Linked DNA regions of Homo sapiens: region 2 is linked to region 1. Evidence: chromatin loops called from intact Hi-C (ENCODE). Cell type or tissue: lower leg skin. All regions are shown on one strand. Links, peaks and the distances in the headings refer to the core of each region. The heading gives the core; the rest is flanking DNA.

What was found. Hi-C counts contacts between places; a loop is a spot of excess contacts. Peaks named below come from ENCODE experiments on the same cell type or tissue, not always from the same donor. Only the 100,000 strongest peaks of a DNase experiment are listed, where the experiment ranks them.
Region 2: it touches region 1 in a loop (3-fold over the local background); 86 of 110 quality-filtered maps call a loop at or near these places.

What each region holds. Positions count from the first base shown.
Region 1 is chr3:108,900,118-108,909,619 of GRCh38, forward strand. GUCA1C (guanylate cyclase activator 1C) reads right to left here. Exons shown (of 4, transcript NM_005459.4): 4 at 7,675-8,092. The coding sequence ends at 7,905. Among named protein-coding and RNA genes, the nearest start is that of GUCA1C, 49 kb to the right of the region's middle. In lower leg skin, for the core only: no CTCF peak of the experiment used is centred there; no DNase peak of the experiment used is centred there.
Region 2 is chr3:108,670,265-108,679,766 of GRCh38, forward strand. DZIP3 (DAZ interacting zinc finger protein 3) reads left to right here. Exons shown (of 33, transcript NM_014648.4): 23 at 2,296-2,392; 24 at 3,814-3,917; 25 at 5,522-5,609; 26 at 7,233-7,334. Among named protein-coding and RNA genes, the nearest start is that of RETNLB, 82 kb to the right of the region's middle. RefSeq lists a silencer at 7,609-7,780. In lower leg skin, for the core only: no CTCF peak of the experiment used is centred there; no DNase peak of the experiment used is centred there.

The DNA of each region.
Region 1 (9,502 bases), core at 1,079-9,078:
TAAAGATCAAGTCAGTGTGCCTTATGCTTTAATTGGATCACTCTGGCTGCTCTATTGAGAATAGACTGTGGAGGGACAAGGGTTGAAGTGGGGAGATTAGTTAGGAAATCGCTAGAATAATCCAGATGAGACATAGTGACAGCCTAGCACAGGCCAGTAGGGTAAGAGGTAGTAGCTTGGTACAGAAAGGGTTCAAATTCTAGATATATTTCAATTTAATTTTCTCATATATACCGATCTGAATAATAGGTATTAAATGATAGTCATAATAGCTACATGTATATCAAAATTATCTTAATGAATTGCTATCAATTTTGACGTTACATTTCTTAAAATGCTCCTTAAAAGTGTAAGTTATTACAGAAATGTGAAGTGTATGGTTGGAAGAAATAAACATCTCTGCTGGAGTAATATTCATGTGTGGAATAGAGGCCAACCATGCCATCTAATTGTAAGACTTTTCCATGAAAACAGATGAGGGCTCAGGGTCATTCTAAGAGCATGGGGAAAAATCTTAAAGATTGGTATAATCTTTATACCAATGACGGTAAAGTTTGAGGGCCAGTCGAAAAGGCCTGTTGGTATTTGATAGATTTTGTCCATCCAGAGATAATTGTTTATAGATGGTTATATTCTTAGACCTCATTGGAATGGCCAATTAAATGTGACTCAAGAGCCAAGATATTAAAGTATCTTGGACAAGTATATAGCCTTCCTCAAGGTCAGACTGGGAAATATTCCCTAAGAAGCAACCTTAGCTTCATGTACCTGAGGCCTTAAAGATTCTAAAAGTTGGAGGTGCCAGAATGCACTGATACATGATGAGGGCCGGGCACCATGCTAGACATTTATGTGTGTTAGCTCATGTCATCCACACAGTAACCCAACCAGATACCTGAAATCTCATTTCATGGGTATGGAAACTCTGGTTTATCAAGGTAAAATAGGTACAATGACTTACCCAGAGTGATAGAGTTAGCGAGTGGTGGAGACGAGATCTGCATGCATGGAAGCCTGTGACCTTTTTCTTATATTTTACAAAGGAAATATGTAGGACTCCATGTCCCCAAGGTACTTTAAAGGTCAATGCTAGGAGATAGAATGTGGATGGATTCTGGCCATTTCCATGGCAACCATGGGGATGGGACGCTCAAAGAGATGTGAGAAGTTATGGTTTCCACACCTGGTCACGCATTACAACCACCATGACTATCAGAGATACACATTTTCTTTCATGTTGAAAGATTTCCAGGTAACTTTTATGTAGACAGCCTATCACTGGCCTGCCATTCTGTGCTTGATGAAGAGCACTCAGAATTAGGTGTAGGGAAAAAAGTAAATCGCCTGTGACGTAGAGTCCATAGGCAGCAATCTGAGACTCAGTGGCCAGAAGAGTCCAAAGAAATCTGGGCTTGCCATTTAAATCAAATGTAAAAATTTTTTCCTCGATTTTGTTTCTAAACAATTAATCCTTTTGAGGTGCTAAAGGCATCATTTCCTGCATTGTGAAAGTCTCATGGAATGATACAATATTAGAGGTGGAAGGAAACTCAGCAATTGTTTCTCTTCAAGAGCGGAGAAGACCAAGACTCAGACGTAAAGTGACTTGTCAAAGGTCACTAGAATCCAGATCTGACGCTCACTCCAGTGCAGTCTCCACCAAGCCATTCTGCCTCTCTAAATACTTTTCTCAACATTGTGTGCCATTCTGCTGAAAAAAACTTGGTATTCTCGGGGTTTAATTTCAACATTCAATTTTGCCTACCTGCAGCTGTCCCCAGAAACAAATACTGAGTACTGAAAAAGCTATTCCCTGTCCACCCAATTTTAATGATTTAAATTTCTTCAGCAAGCACAGGACCCTACCTTGGGTTTTTTGTTGTTGTTGTTGTTGTTGTTGTTGTTGTTGTTGTTTTGAGACAGATTCTTGCTCTGTCGCCCAGGCTGGAGTGCAGTGGCGCGATCTCAGCTCACTGCAAGCTCCGCCTCCCGGGTTCGCGCCATTCTTCTGCCTCAGCCTCCCAAGTAGCTGGGACTACAGGCGCCCACCACCGCGCCCGGCTAATTTTTTGTATTTTTAGTAGAAACGGGGTTTCACCGTGTTAGCCAGGATGGTCTCGATCTCCTGATCTCGTGATCTGCCCACCTCAGCCTCCCAAAGTGCTGGGATTATAGGCGTGAGCCACCGCGCCCGGCCCTACCTTGGTTTTAAATGTCAGGACTTTTCTGTATTTCATTTTCATTTCTAAAGGTTATTCTAATATAAATGGGGGAGGGGGAGCAGAGCTTGTAGGTCTCTTCATTTGCCTCTTAGTCATGCTTTCAGTGTTAAACAAACCACATTTTCTGAGTTATTTCCCCAATAACTTTTACACCAACACGTTTTGGAAAGAAAAATGAGGGAAACATTTGCTACACCTAAGCCATTTCCTATCTACTCTTCTGCTTTAAACAAACACTTCTCTAGCTAAAATGTTCTCTGTTCATGCCTGGAGAACCCAGGCTTCACTGAAGGAGCAGCTGCTGATTGGCTGCTGCAGTGTGGGGAAGGGAGGGAAATCAGATCAGTGCCGTCCTCCTCCTGGACCAGCTGCAACTCATCTGTTTCCTTCTCTCTTTATCTTCATATTTTGGGCCAAAGAATCGGGACATCTGCTTCCTGGTGCATCTTCAGTTGTACAGAAAAACTTGAGTAACATGCTGTTAGCCTAATATTTAAAATTTTTTCTGTCATTTTTATAAGGCAAAAATTATTACAAGCTTTAGTGTCTTTCTCTTCATCTTTCTCTCTTTTTAAAATAATGTCTCTTAAAAAAATAGTAAAAAAAAAAAATGTTGCTTTCCCCAGGAAACACTCCTTGACTGTTAATACAGGTTAGATTCCAGTTATATGCCCTCATAACCCCTTGTATGTCAGCTTTTAGCATTTAACTACAATTACAATGAATTATTCAATCATGTAACTCACTGATGTCTCTTACCCACTATGACGGCAAGGACAATATATGTCTGATTTACTGCTTTATCCCTGGCCTAGTACAGTGCCATGCACCTGGAAAGCACTCAGTAAATATTTCTTTAATGAAAAAAGTAAAATAAAATAATATCTCTTTACTTCGAAGCATCAAAAATTGTGGTAAAAAAAAAACAGGAAAGTAGTAGGAAGATCTAGATTCTTCTTAAACAGTGATGTCATTCTGGTTTGGCCACTACTCTTTGGTCAATGGGAGTCTCAGAAATTAATTAAGGTTCTTGAGGTTCTTCAGACACTTGGCCCACATATCATGGAATCCCTTACTTGAAATGTTACTGTATCGCGGCCGGGTGCGGTGGCTCACACCTGTAATCCCAGCACTTTGGGAGGCCGAGGTGGGCAGATCACGAGGTCAGGAGATCCAGACCATCCTGGCTAATATGGTGAAACCCCGTCTCTACTAAAAATACAAAAAATTAGCCAGATGTGGTGGCGGGCGCCTGTAGTCCCAGCTACTTGGGAGACTGAGGCAGGAGAATGGCGTGAACCCGGGAGGCGGAGCTTGCAGTGAGCCAAGATCACGCCACTGCACTCCAGCCTGGGAGACAGCGAGACTCCGTCTCAAAAGAAAAAAAAAAAAGTTACTGTATAGCCATAAGAAGGAAAACTCATGTAATTCCAATTAAATACAATAAAACTGAACTAAAGTTTTTTAAAAAGTCACTGGACAGTAGGCTCTACTTAAGGCTTATCATCTGAAAGAGGAAGACATTTATTTTAAAATATTCGGTTTATTAAAATACCATGACTTGATATGTAGATTAGGACTATTCCTTTGGACTCAGCATCATGTTGTTAAATTGCAGAGAAAATAATGGAGAAGGAGCAGGACTTTGGTAGAGATGACTTTAAGGAGAGTTGAGGGAAAGAATATGGCTTTCCCCCACAGTCTCTCTCTCTCTTTCTTTTCCCCTCACCTCACCTAACCATGAACTTAACCTAATTTTTTTTTTTTTTTTTTTTTACATGGAGTCTTGCTCTGTTGTCCAGGCTGGAGTGCAGTGGTGCAATCTCGGCTCACCACAACCTCCGCCTCCCAGATACAAGTGATTCTCCTGCCTCAGCCTCCCGAGTAGCTGGGATTGCAGGCATGCACCACAACGCCCGGCTAATTTTTGTTTTTTAGTAGAGATGGGGTTTCACTATGTTGGCCAGGCTGGTCTCGAACTCCTGACCTCGTGATCCGCCCACCTCGGCCTCCCAAATTGCTGGGATTACAGGCGTGAGCCACTGCACTTAGCCCTAAAATTATTTTGCTCCTGAATTTCTGACTTATCTCCTTCTTTGGACCACCCTCAGAAAAAACTATCACATAGATATTGTTTTATGATTTGTTTTCTTATAATGAACAGTTAGCATCTTCACATTCTCCTAATCCACCAACCAGTGCTTTTTGTTTTTGTTTTTGTTTGAGACAGGGTTTTACTCTATCATGCAGGCTGGAGTGCAGTGGCATGATCATGACTCACTGCAGCCTCAATCTCCCAGGCTTAAGAGATCCTCCCACCTCAGCCTCCCAAGTAGCTGGGACCACAAGGTGCACGCCACCACACCTGGCTAATTTTTGTATTTTTTGCAGAGATGGGGTTTTGCCATGTTGCCCAGGCTGTTCTTGAACTTATGGGCTCAAGCGATTCTCCTGCCTCAGCCTCCCAAAGTGCTGGGAATAGAGATGTGAGCCACCGTGTCTGGCCTCAACAAGTTTTCCTAAGCAACCTACCAGGGTGTGCTATGTGACACCAAGAGAGGACACACAGATAGGACAAAGCTATTCTTTGGAAAGGGAAGTGAGTACCCCTTTCACTTCTCTGCTATGAACCTGGGGGGTCAGTTTGGGAGGCAGAAGACCTGGAGTGAGCTTTGGAGACAGCACACAGAACAGAACTTAGAAATCTAAGAGGCAGCATCTCGGGAAAAACCGAAACCAGATCTGGGCAAACTACACAAACCAGTCATGATGCCAAATGGACTATATGCTGAGAGAGAGGATCAAGGCATGAGGCAGCAGAGTGACGGGAGCCTGGGGAAGTCAAAGGGAAACTACAGGGTTCAAAACAGACAGTGGGAGGCAGGGCCCAGGCTAAAGCTGAGCTTGGATGCTCTTAATATGCTACCTATGATGGTGATGGTGTCTGGACGGTGTCCCCTTGGCTCTTCCTACCCATCCCATCTGTGCTGGTAATTAAGTCATGAACTCTCAGCTCCAAGCCCATCCTTCTATAATAGGCTCTGTGATGCTGGGGTGGAGTCCTACTGACAATTCTCCTTTGCCAGCTGTTTCCCTGGTAGGCTCAGCCCATAGCGGGTGCTAGAGAGAAACTGCTAGGCAAGAGGAGGTAGAACGACCTGATCCCTCCCGCTCCTGTCAGCCTTGCCTCAGCAACAGCCCTGTCGTAGCAGTGATCATTGATTGCAATGCTTTTCCTACAGTCCTCTGAGGCACCCTGTGTTCCTTCCATGGAAAACTGGGTCCCAGCTCTCCTCTTTCAAGCTTCTGTGTTCTAATAACCCCAACCTCTTCCCTTTGCTCCCCTAGCCTAGGATGGTAGCTGCTTCCTGCCATTACTAGTTCTGTGTTATTTCAGTGTCCTCTCTTTGCATTTCCAGTCTTCCAATGCCTTTTAAATCAATTCCTTATATTAAACTCTCTCTGTTAATGTAAGTGTGGTCTCCATGTGTTTCCTTGACTGGATCTTGCCTGACTGAAGGGTCAATCCTGTTGAAGGTGGGGAACCCACCTGCTTCTTTTTCTACGTGCACCGAGCACTTACTCTGGAATTTTGTTGAGTGGACTTATTTAATCCTAATAGTCCAGTGATGTTGCTGTTATCCCCATTTAATCCTGGTAGCTGAGACTCAAAGAAGTTATGTCGTTTCCCCAGAGTCACAAAGTACATGCTATTAGAACATGCTAATAGAACTTGATTCAGACCCAGGCTTGCCTGACTCCCAAGCCCTTCTCTTGTATTCCAACTTGCTGTCTGCTGTTCCTGCCAGTGTCCCAACTTCCTCCTTGCACTCTCCCATCATCTCCTTCTCTTTCCTCTGAGTGGGGTGTGCGGAGGTGGTTGAGTCCTGGGGCAGAGGAACAGAAGGGCCCTGAGTGCCCATGAAAGATGGGTGGAGGGGAGGATGTTGAGGCTACAGAGTCCACTGAGTTGAAAGGATCCATGAATACAATACAATGCCTGGAGTGAGAATGGCGCCGCCAGTAGTGAAAATAGCCAGGCCAGGGAGGGAAGCATTGGGTGGGAATTCTGAAAGCGAAAGCCAAGACAGGATGAACTTGGGAAGCAATAGCTTCTGCTTTGAAACTGCTGCCTTTTCCCTAAATAGGTTCAGATACCTTGAGAAAGATTAAGCTACAAGGAAAATGAGTTCTGTTTAGCATTATCCTTATAGCTTGCATTTGCAAATCTTAACAATACATGGAACATTGGACAGTTTAAGGCACAATGTCATCTGGCAACACAACAACTTTGTGGGATTGTTTACCTTGCTGATGTTCTGGCTCTTATAATGATGTTTCCCTTTTCACTTCTAGGAGGCTCAGAGTCCAAAGAGTAACCCACCTTTTGCAAATGAGTAAACTTTGTGTCACCACAGCTACAATAATTTTCCTTATATTATCTGTGATAATTTTATTTCAACATTTTATCTTGCATTGCATACATCTTTGTGAATCTCCTCGAAATCTTTTGGAAAAAAATTCCGAGGACATTTCTACCTCCATCTATATGTTCATCTAAATGTTCTTCTATAACTTTTTCTCGACCTCCATTTATACTTCATTTCTACTGTCATTTATTTCCTCCTTGCCTCCGTTTCTGCACTGATCTGCTCGGACAGCTGTGAGGGAGAAATGGATAGTCCAACTCTGTCTTTGTAGTCTTCCAGTTGTGTGTTTTTAACCCAAATTTGAATATGAAAGCCTAATTATGAAGCTTTTGACATAAAGATGGTTCACATCTGGTCTTAGAAACCTCCACTGTGTTTCTACAAGAAAGCCAGTCGTTGACAGACATACTAATGGGCCTGTGATATAGAACTCAAGCCTTAAAAAGTTCTAACCCATCAAGAAATCCCATTCATCATTTCATTTTCTGGAAAGGATATAAAAAATGAAATGTCAGAGCTATAATGTCAGGACTGTTTAAAATGTCAAGTGCTTGTTGTTGCATAGCCTGGCTGTCTGCTGTTCTGATCAAACCTCCAACTGGCATAATAATTACAGATGATACATCGCATTTTCATGCACAACTGGATGCAAATTTATAATGAATCATATGAAAACATTCTCACTGCCCAGCCTGAAGTTTTTCCCTCTTACTACATAGCTTAAGATTTTTCTTTTGAAGCAGAGCATCATTACTAATGCAAGACAGCATTCATGAATAAGAAATAAGTGCAGAAAAAAAAGTTTCTCAGATAAGCCAGAACTCAGTCATTTATAATATACAGATGCAACAGGAGCAAAGAGGCAGCAAGCACATTTACCACATGGATGTTTAATCTAAGAATGCTAAACTGTGGAGACACTTTCCAATGGATAATCCAGATCTATTTCAAGGTGTAGATTAAGTGCACAAGGAAACACATATGAGAGCTCTAATTTGAACAGATAGGTATGGAGACAATCCTTTAGTGTAATCATTATGTTTTAATCTGCAGAGACAGCACAGAAAAGCAACAATGCATCTGTTTAGGATCTTTATGCAAGTCTCTACTGGATTAAAATAAGTGCTATATTCACAAGCCTATATGAATTATAACAAAGACCTGAAATCAACAGCATGTACATGGGGAAGATTCTATTTCTTCTCTACTGAAATGTTGTGCTCATTGATAGCTGGGACAGGTATTCTCACAGCTACTTCATTTTCACCTTCCCTAGACCAGCCTTGTCAGGAGATTTGGAGGAGTCTGTCTCCATGTCTGGCTGCTTCCCATTACAGATTACTCTCAGCACATTGGAGAAGTCGAAGCTCTTGTAAACAATCTCCAGGAGATCCTGATCTTTTGCCATGCCATTGATAAATTCTTCTAAAGTCAATTCCCCTGGAAAATAATAAACAGTTAATAAGAGGCTTTGTCTATACCACTCACTGGCACAAATGATATACTCACTGGTATGTTTATTGATATTCTTTTGATATCCTTTCCCCTCAACCAGACTCTAAGATCTTTGAAGATCTTCATTTAAACAAAAAAAAAAAAAAAAAGCATTCACTGGTGGTGTTGCCAATGAAAATAAAGATAATGAAACTATTTTTACGTTTAGTTGAAAACATCAGGTAATGCCCCAGATGAAATAAGAGCACATATGCAATTATATCTCTGCACAGTATTGGTTTTTGGACTTTTAATCTTGAAGATATGACCAAGTCTTAGGAGCATGACAGATTGGAGATTTTTAAGATCAAGACAAAATGACTACTCACAAGGCTATTTTCAATATTCTTCTCTCTGAAGAAATAATTCTTGGGACTGTCTAAAGCTGTGAGAAAGCTTCAACATGTGTTCATTCCACAGGTTATTTTTGCTCATTAGTTCTCTACTCCTTTTCTGGTTTTTGAGTCCTGATCTTATCACCTTGACTTACACCTTAGGTCTGTGCTGGCCAGCCCACTGCTGTAAATTTATCGCCTTATATCCATGTGTCCTGGCTGCCATGTTTTTCTACTACCTTCACCCCACAAGATGACTTTCAAACATTTTTGGGGAGGGGGAATTCTCTGTTGATATAAATCATTTGGGTTGGGATTATGAGTGTGTTCAAGTTGAAGGGTACAGATGCAGTTATTGATCTCAAAGAGACTGTACCCAGGGGAGGTTTGTGGATGGATAGATCAGCCAAAGACGGACGGAGTGCATTCAAGAACTGGAGAAAGTACATTCAAGGAAGGAAGTCAACAGGGACTGAAGTCAGGTGTTAGGCTGTACCTATACTTTTTAATGGAGAAGACAAATATCTAAAATACCACAATATTGATTCAAATGTCAAACAGCATGCATCATCATATATTCGTAAGACACCTCCCTTTTGGTTTCAATGCAAAATGCTAAAATGCATTTTTTAAGAGAAAAATCTAATCTGTGTTCTTTATGTTTTGCTTATGCCAAAGAAAGGTCTGTGAAAAACCTTAGTTAACAGCAGTCATGAGTAGGGCCCCATGTGTGTCACAGAAAAGGTACAATCGTAGAATAAACCATAGGGAGTAGAGAAGATTGCAAATTTTTAAAAGTGGTATGTGTGTGGCAGGGGAGAGTCCCATGGGTCAGTGGCAACGGGGTAGGGAACCTCAAACAATCACAGAATAACCGCCCTTTGCAAAAGAAAATCACAGCTGGCAAATTCCCAACCCCAAAGACTTTTCAAATTTATCGGGGCTCAGCATGACCAAGAGAGAAGTGGAAGTGGAGCTGGAGACAGTTTTGACTGTTTAGTTATCAAACTTCTCTGCTATA
Region 2 (9,502 bases), core at 564-8,563, 230 kb before region 1:
CAAAAAAGAAACCCATTAGATGTCATTCCCTATTCTCCCCTCCTCTAGCTTCTGGCAACTGCTAATTTATTTTCTGTCTGTATGGATTTGCCTCTTTTGGACATTTCATATAAATTGGATCATATAATATGTAGCCTCTTGTGAGTAACATTTTTCACTTAACATAGTTTCAAAATTCATTCATGTTGTAGCATGTATCATTACTCATACCTTTTTATGGATAAATAATATTCCATTCCTTGGCTATACCTTATTTTATTTTTCATCAGTTGATGGACATTTGGCTTGTTTCCATTGTTTGGCTATTATGAATACTGTTATCAATATTTATATACAGATTTGTGGACATGTTTTTGTATTTCTTGGGTATGTACCAAGGAGTAGAATTGCTTGGTGATCAGTCAACTTTATGTTTAACTTTTTGAGGAATTGCCAAACTGTTTTCCAAGTAGCTGCACCATTTTATAATCCTATAAACAGTGTATGAGGGTTTCAATTTCTCCACATTCTGATCAACATTTGTTACACTTGTTAGATTACGTCTTTATTTTACCCATTGTATTATGTGTGAAGTAGTATATAAATGTGGTTTTGATTTGCATTTTCCCACTGATTAATTATGTTGAGCATCTTTTCATGTGCTTATTGGCCAGTTATTTATCTTCTTGGAGAAATGTCTATTCAAATCCTTTGCCCATTTTAAAAATTAGATTGTCTTTTTATTGTTGAGTTTTAAGAGTTCTTGTCCCTTATCAGATACAAGTCCCTTATCGGATACATGATTTTCAAATACTCTCATTCTTTGGGTTGCCTTTTCATTTTCTTAATGTCATTTAAAGCACAAAACTTAATTTGATGAAGTCCGATTTGTAATTTTTTTCTTTTAGGCAACTTTTACATAATATTTAATGGTATAATAATTAATTCCTTTTGTGTTAATATATCTGCTTGAAGATTTTATTTTTTTCTCCTCAAAAAAGTCTAGCCTTAATGATATTTATAATGTACTGTTATCAAGTTTCTCATCAATGTTTGTTAGGTCCTCAAGTATCCAAGTGTTTCTGATAATAAAACATCGAGGACTGCCTTTGTGACAGTCTCTATTATAATGCCGTATTTTCAATTAATTGTTTTCATTAAATTTAGAATTTGGTTTGTATGCTTATAGAATTCTGGGACTCAAGTGTAGGAAGCTGAGATGGGATAGATTAAAAAAGGAACCTCATAGGTAACCATTTACCTAATGTCCTTCATAAACAATGTATTTACCATCATCTTCCTCCTTCCCTCTCAAACTGTAGGGTTTGCTTTCATTCAAAAATGTTGAATGTAAGCACTGAAATAACCAGTCAAATATTTTAATGCAGTAACTTCACGTAATGACGGGGATAATAAAAACCTATGTGGTTGCTATCATTGGGATACAAAAAAGCTTATAGAAATTTTATGTAGAACTTATTAATCATGATACTAGCTAACATTTATTTATTAGTGCTTATTATGTGCCAAACACAAAGTGCTTTATATTATCTGAATTAATTTTCACAGCAGCTCTTTGAGGTAAGTAGTACCGTTTTTTCCATTTTCCTCATTTTTACATGTGAGGAAACTGAGGTATAGAGAAATTAAATAGCTTGCTGTCTTAGGTTGAACTGCTCTGTCAAAATACCATTGATTGGGTGGCTTATAAAAATAGAATTGTATCTCTCACAGTTCTGGAAGCTGGGAAGTCCAAGATCAAGGTAGCAGCCTATTTGGTATCTGGTGAGGATCCTCTTCCTCATAGACAGCCGTCTTCCCACTATAACTTCACATAGCAGAAGGCAGGCAAGGAAGCTCTCTCAGGCCTTTTTCAAATGGGCATTAATTCCATTCATTGGAGTTCCGCCCTTATGACTGATCATCTTCCAAAGGCACCACCTCCTAATACCATCACTTCGGGGGTTAAGATTTCAACATATGAGTTTTGGGGGAACACAAACATTCAGTTCATTGCACTTGCCCAGGGGTTTTACAGTTAATAAGTTGTGGAGCTAAGATTCATCCTCAGACAACTTGATTTCACAGCTAAGTTTTAAATCATAGCCTACACCCTGATAAAACTTCTATACTCTTGATAGTAAAGGATAACAGTAGGGATTGAACAATGTATCTTCTCTTGTTTCTATGTGCTCTATACTTTTCCAAGAAATAATTTCCTACTGATTGTATAACTTATCTTTCTTCCTCCTGAATTAGATGAAAAAGGCTCTGCTTGATGTAATATTGCGAGTCTTTAATGATCATGTATTTCAGATCTCAGTGGGAAATGGAAAAACATAATCTGGAAAGCACAATGAAAACATACGTAAGCAAACTGAACGCAGAAACTAGCAGAGCTTTAACAGCCGAGGTAACAACAAAACGGGGACAGGGGTATGGGGTGAGGGGAAAAGTTTTACTTGTATACCATCATACTAAAGAATTTGTAAAAGATTGTTTTTTGTATAAACAGAAATAAGACATCTTAGGATCAGCCAGGAAAATACAGTTGAAAGTCTTGTGCTTTTTTGACTCATTGGCAAATCATGTGTGAATACTTCAGTTTTGATGTTCTTATGTTGTTTTCTGCCAATGACTTGAAGAAATTGGTCTGTTACAGTATGTATAGCAAATACAGACATCTTGGGGAAATTCTCATGAAGCCAAGTCACTAAGCCAAACTTCTAATAATAGCATTTTACTGCTGCCACAATATCTTCTTTGCTACTTCCAATATATATCTTACAAAAATACTTACACATCATACACCTGAATGTAAAAAACCAGCTTTTCAGACTGCCAGCTTTTTCTAAGTTAGAACACCACAGCTAGGGTCTCTCAAAAGAAATATGATTGTATGTGTGTATGTAATTTTTATTTATACATAACAAAACTTGATATACAGTAAGATTCACATTTTTGGAGAGATCACTGACATTAAAAGCACTACAAACCTTACACCTCTGTCATGGGTAAGCTCTGTTCTCTAGCAGAGTACTTGGGATCCTGGAAGTCAGCAACCAAGAAGTAGTATCTGAACCAAAAATTCGTGAAGAATACTGTTGGGGTACTAGCTTTAACAAAAGAAACAGTTCAGATTACTTTAAAAGCTCGTTTGTATAGAGTGTTTTTTATTGTTTTTAATCAGTAAATTTCTTTGTGCTTCTATTATTAATTTTAGAAAGAACTTTTTAATACTTAATGCTGTCCAACAGTGTATTTTAGTGAATACTGAGTGTTTAGTAGTAAAAAACAGAGGCTAAATTACTGCAAGTAGTGATATGGAAAGGATTCCTGCTGCGAGAGAGACACTGAACTACGTAATCTCCCAAGCCCGTTTCTGTCTTTCTGTATGGTCTTATTATTACCTCTTCATCAATGACAAAAGAATAGATAGCAGGAGTGTTCTCAAACTTTACTGCATGTTAGAATTATCAGAGAGCTTTTAAAAATGCCAATGCCCAAGCTATACTCAGTATCAATCAAATTAGAATATCTGGGACCAAGGCACCATTTTTGAAAGTTTCTGAGACGATTCCAGTATGATTACAAATTTGAAAAGACATGATCTGGAATGTTTACCAACCTAGTAACCATTAAATAAGGAAATTAGAATTGCAGAGGTGGCATTGATTTAAAAGCTTTTGTAATGTATCTTGAATGGTCAAGGAACCTAGATGCTATTGGAAGAAATTGAGAAATAGCTTTAAATTTACTTGAGATGATTGAGAAGAGAATGTTCCTTTACAAGCACACCTTCAACTTCTTTCTCTTTCTCTCAAAAACCTGTAGGTGTATTTCTTACAGTGTCGTAGGGATTTTGGTTTGCTTCATCTAGAGCAGACTGAAAAGGAATGTCTCAATCAGCTTGCCAGGGTGACTCACATGGCAGCAAGGTAACCTTTCCCTCTTCCTTAATGCATCTTAATTTTAGAGATGTTAGCAAGTGTCTCCACGGTTGAATATAATCTGTGATGTGTTTTACATATGTGACATCAGAGTTCTTAAAGAAGCTCTTGTGGTTTTTTTGGGTTTTTTTTCATTTTTTTCCCCCTGAAATTCCTTTTACCAGAAGCTCTTGTTGTTGTTGTTTTTGTTGTTGTTGTTTAAACCTCAAAAGTCATTTAGTTACTTTGATGCTTGTACTTGGCTGCTTCTGCTGAAGCACTGAGAAGTCTAATGAGTACTATGTACAATAATAGCTGCTGAAAGATTTTTTCCCTTCCTCTGTAGTGAAGTAGATCAAAAGTCTCAGAGACATACGTGAACACCAGATACTTATGAAACAAGGTGGATTCTAATTGGAAGACTTTTTTTCTAATTGTTTTCCTTTGTAATGATTTTAAACACCTACAGAATATGTTGAGGGAAACATCAGTATTAACACCTAAATCGTATGTTAAAGGTAGTTTTCTGCTGTGCTTTTATAGTAATTATAGAGTAATTTTCAAATATTGAACAGGTTGCATGAAATTCTCCTTAAATTTATAATCTCATGGGGTACACCAAACTTAAAGAATTAATTAAATTAGAATCTCTGGGACCCAGGCATCATTATTTTTAAATGATTATTATTTTAATAATCAGCATTGTTCTTTCATTCTAAAGAATCAGAGTCTTTGATGTTAGCTAGATTATCAGGATATACTGATGTGCACTCAAGTCAGGGAAGTACTGTTGTAAATGATCAGTCTATTTTTGCTTGCTAGAAGAAGAAAGAGTGCTCTATACATTAGGATATTATGGAACTTCTTTGTATGAGATTATGTTAGTGATAACTTGTTCAGCTCTTATAAAATTGTTGGGCTGGGTGATACTGGCGTGGGATGTTATAATGGATAGAACCTTTTAAAAGGCCATATGAAATCTCTTTTCTAGAGATAATAGACCCTAACAACTTCAAAGTTGTTCCTACTTTTGTTAAGTCATTTGGTAGGCATGAGTTGATAAAACTATTGTTTGTGCAATTTATGTACTATATAAAGGCAGCAACCTCATTCGTACTCAAATAGAAGATATTTCTAATTTATCCTCCCAGAGACAGTATCTTTTTCTAATTTGCAAAGGAGCCATATAGGCCAACCATGGCTTTTTGATGTCAGAGTTAATGTGAAGATAGTCCAAAACTTGCTTCCAACATGGGTCAACATTTTAGAGAACACTGCTGTATTAGATTACTAAGGCTTTCCTGCTTCATTGGAAAGATTCCTTACAAAGGTTTTATAATATATACTAAAAAGACATCATCAAGATAGAAAAAACTTGTTCTGGAAGCATCAATTTTATTTGCTTGTGAAAAATGAATTTTTTATTACTGTTTTTGTTATTTTTAGTAACAAACCTGTCCATACCTCTTTATGTCCATTTGAAGTAATTGTTGGTGATGGGGGTAATTTTGTTTTTTGTTGACATATATGCTAGAAAGCGTGATAGACATGTTTGGAAACCTAAGTGTTATAAAAAGAAAGAGTTTTCTTTTGTGTCTCCTTTTCTACAACAGCAACCTAGAATCACTTCAATTAAAGGCTGCGGTAGACAGTTGGAATGCCATTGTGGCAGATGTTAGAAACAAGATTGCATTCCTCAGGGTAAGTCCTGAAGTATATTTGGAGAAAATTGGCTTAATGTTATAGGTGGTGTAAAGTTAGAAGACATATTAGTAGAAAAATTTAAGGAAGAACATATTTTCCATTTTAGTTATAAAAGTTTATGCCTTCACTTTGAGATTACTTCCATGTGGTTGGTTGTAGATAACATCCTAGACTCACACGTGTAGTCTTTTATATCCTTAGTCAAGAAAATAAACTCAAAAATTGTGCCCTCACACCTAGCTTTCCTAGAATTTCAAAGCTAACAGTGCCCCAATCAAAACTAAATGTTTTGGCCAGGCATAGTGGCTCATGCCTATAATCCCAGCATTTTGGGAGCCAAGGCGAGAGGATCACTTGAGCCAGGTGCTCACGGTTATGGTGAGTTATGATCATGCCACTGTACTACAGCCTGGACAATAGAGTGAGACTCTCTCTAAAACAAAATTTGGAATAAAAACTAAATGTTTTAATGCGGTCTGAGTAATAATGTGTTTACAGAATAAAAAAGAAAATCAAGTAGGCCTGTATTTGTTTTCAATCTAACTTTTTATGTAATTATTCCATAATGCAAAATAGTAAATTCTTAAGTACTGGTGTAGGACCATGCTACAGGTAATCTAAAGACATAATCCACTGAATATTTATTAATTGATTTTGTTTTAGAATCTTTTTATATTTATATACTAAGGTTGATAGATAATGTTGATTTTTTTGTGATTTCACAACACTATCAGCAAAAAAAAAAGCATTGTCATTCAGTTGTGAAGTGCCAAAAGCAACTGGATATTTGTCCAACTCCCTTGGGGGTTTTCACTGTTTCTCTCCAAACTCTTTCTTACTCAGTCTTTAGTGATGCTTAGCGTTTCTGTTGGGTTTATTCAAAATTTTTGCCTCAAAAGACCTGCCCCATGTTTTCTTCCAAGCACATGTCCTCCATGCAGAAGTTTCTAAATGTTTTGTTTTATAAGACTTTCCTTCCCAGTTCCTACGCGTTCTTTACAAAATAATATGGTAAGCAAAAGTGGGGACAATGCCAAAAAATGTTGAAAATGTGTTGTTAAACTTCCAGGTTGGAGTTTTTGTCAGAATCCAAGAGAATAAAATGTGTATGGAGCTAGAACAAGCTAGAGTTACAGATTGTGAGATAAACACAATGTAGAATTTCATAAGTAATCTCTAAAATTTTTCCTTCCGTTTTTAAAATGAACATTTGCAAGTAGTTTAACTGCTTGTTACAAATATATTTTTTCCTGTTTTTTAGCCAGTATAATATTTATAGCTTCTTGAATCTTTAGTCTCTTTTTTTATTTGTATCAGTGGTTCCTATTTTAGAGCTGAAAATTTTGGAAGCACTGAGGAATTATCACAAGAATCTGTGAATTATCTGTGTCTCTGTTTCTTATTAACCAATAACGACTCCTAAAAATACAACTGTTTACATGTGGGGATGGTCTATAGAATTTTTTTTTTTTTTTGGTCAGAACCTGTTTTTATATTATTTCTGACAGGTTGGCAACCACTCTTGTATGTTGTATTATTCAAAACTACATCAGATATTCCCATATGCTGTCTCTTTAAAGTTGGTTGTTCTCTAAAGTATTTTTAGTCTTCTTCTACCAGACACAGTACAATGAACAAATAAACAAAGTCAAGCAAGGATTTGCCTTGAGTACCTTGCCTCCAGTCCAGCTTCCTCCTCCACCACCCAGTCCTGAGATACTGGTAAGAAATACAACATTTTGAATAATTGCCCTTTTCATTTTGACAAAATGGTAAGGGCTGTGAAACACTGAATATGCAGTATGTTTAACGTGTGTTCAAAATGGAATAGGCACATATTGTGAGTATCACTTGTAATTATGACCATACCTTCGAGTCACCAGATGATATAATTAGATGGGTGAGGCCTATACAATAGGTTGTATCACTGGATTTTAGTGAAGCATTTGATATACATAGAGTAATATTTTCTCATTCACCCTATTTCACCTACCTTGTGGGAGCTAAATAATGAATACTCAGACTTCCCAGTGTCCTCATGTTACCACTAGATCAGAGGTCCCCAACCTCTGGGCCACGGACCAGTGCACAGCAGGAGGTGAGCAGTGGGTGAAGAAGCAAAACTTTATCTGTATGTACAGCTGCTCCCCATTGCTCACATTACCACCTGAGCTCTGCATCCTGTCAAATCAGCTGCAGCACTAGATTCTCACAGGAGTGTGAACCATATTGTGAACTGTGCATGTGAAGGATCTAGGTTATGTGCTCCTTGTGAGAATCTAATGCCTGGTGATCTGTCACTGTCTCCCATCACCCCCAGATGGGACTATCTAGTTGCAGAAAAACAAGCTTGGGGCTCCCACTAATTCTACATTATAGTGAGTTATATGATTATTTTATTATATATTACAATGTAATAATACTAGAAATAAAGTGCACAATAAATGTAATGTGCTTGAATTCTCCCAAAACCATCTCCACTCCCCAGTTCTTGAAAAAATTATCTTCCATGAAACCAGTCCCTGGTGCCGAAAAGATTGGGGACCGCTGCACGAAATGACTGAAACATCTCAATGTAATACCCTGCATGGCTGGACCTCACCTCTGCATTTCTACTTTAGACTTTCTTTTTGTGAAGTTTTATATTCTATTCTACCTCCAACAGCAAGGACAGCTTCCACTTCTGCCCCTTCTCTGCTTGTTGTTAGGGGCCAGTGGATCTTAATCAGATAAACTAATCCCTGTCCTGTATGTCTGGGAAACATAGCACCCTAACCCAGTAAATTCACACAGCTTTCCAAAAGACCTTTTAAGAGGGTGTCATTGGATGACAATTTTTATTATCTTAAGAGATCTGGCAGTAGGAAGAGAGGAAAAGTGTAAGTTATGTGGGGACAGATGACTTTGATATCACCACTCCTGCTTATAATAGAAACCTGAAAATGTTATTTCTCCTCATGGTTGAGTATAACAAAGAATTTAAAAATTATATAATTTGTATGGAGTTACACTGTTTCAAAAGCAGGATCTATAGCTAAAAGAATTATGGGATATACATCATGGGCTTTAGTTTAGAATGATAGTTTTGCCTTTTATATTTTTGGTCAATTCAGTTTCTATAGGAACACTGGATTATGAGCATTATTATTCTAGGCTTGGATCATCATCATACCCAACTACTCTGATAAGGAATGTGTTCCAGAGAAATTCCAAAGATTCCCTGCAGTAACACATATTTTTTTGTGGGATGTCTAAAAACACTGTACCTTCTGCCCACATTCAAAATACTGTCCTTAGATTGTAGTTAAATTCTTCAATGGCTCTTAACTATAAAATGGGTCCAGAGACTGTGAAGCTGTTGTTTGGAGTTTCCTGGAACCAGACCAGTATAAGCCTTGGCTGTCTGATACAAGTGATATTCTTTAGCTGACAAACATAGTCAAACCTTGACCTCCAGACCCTCCAGATCCTTTTATCCCTTTGGAGACTTTCTTATGTCTGACATGTCTTACCCGGGTTTAGTTAAGTACAAAAACCTACTGGCAGTTAGGCTGTGTGGTAATTTATAAGCATCCTTTGCTAACATTCTGAGGGGTTCACCTGTATCTTTTGTGCTTCCTAATTAGGGTCACTGCTGTGCTTGATTAAGCTAACAGTTGTGTTAAAGTACAAGCATTGGTGACCACTGAGCATCAGAGGAGAGAGTTTGGGAGAAGAGCACCTAGAAACGTTACAGTGCTATTTGCTGTAAATTGAGATGGTACCTACAATGGAAGTACACTAATGAGGTCTGGGTTCAGATCCTAACTTTGTGAAGAGCTATGTTGATCTTGGGAAAAATCAGCTCTTCTGGACTTTTGATTTCCCATCAGTGAATTAGGAAATTGTAC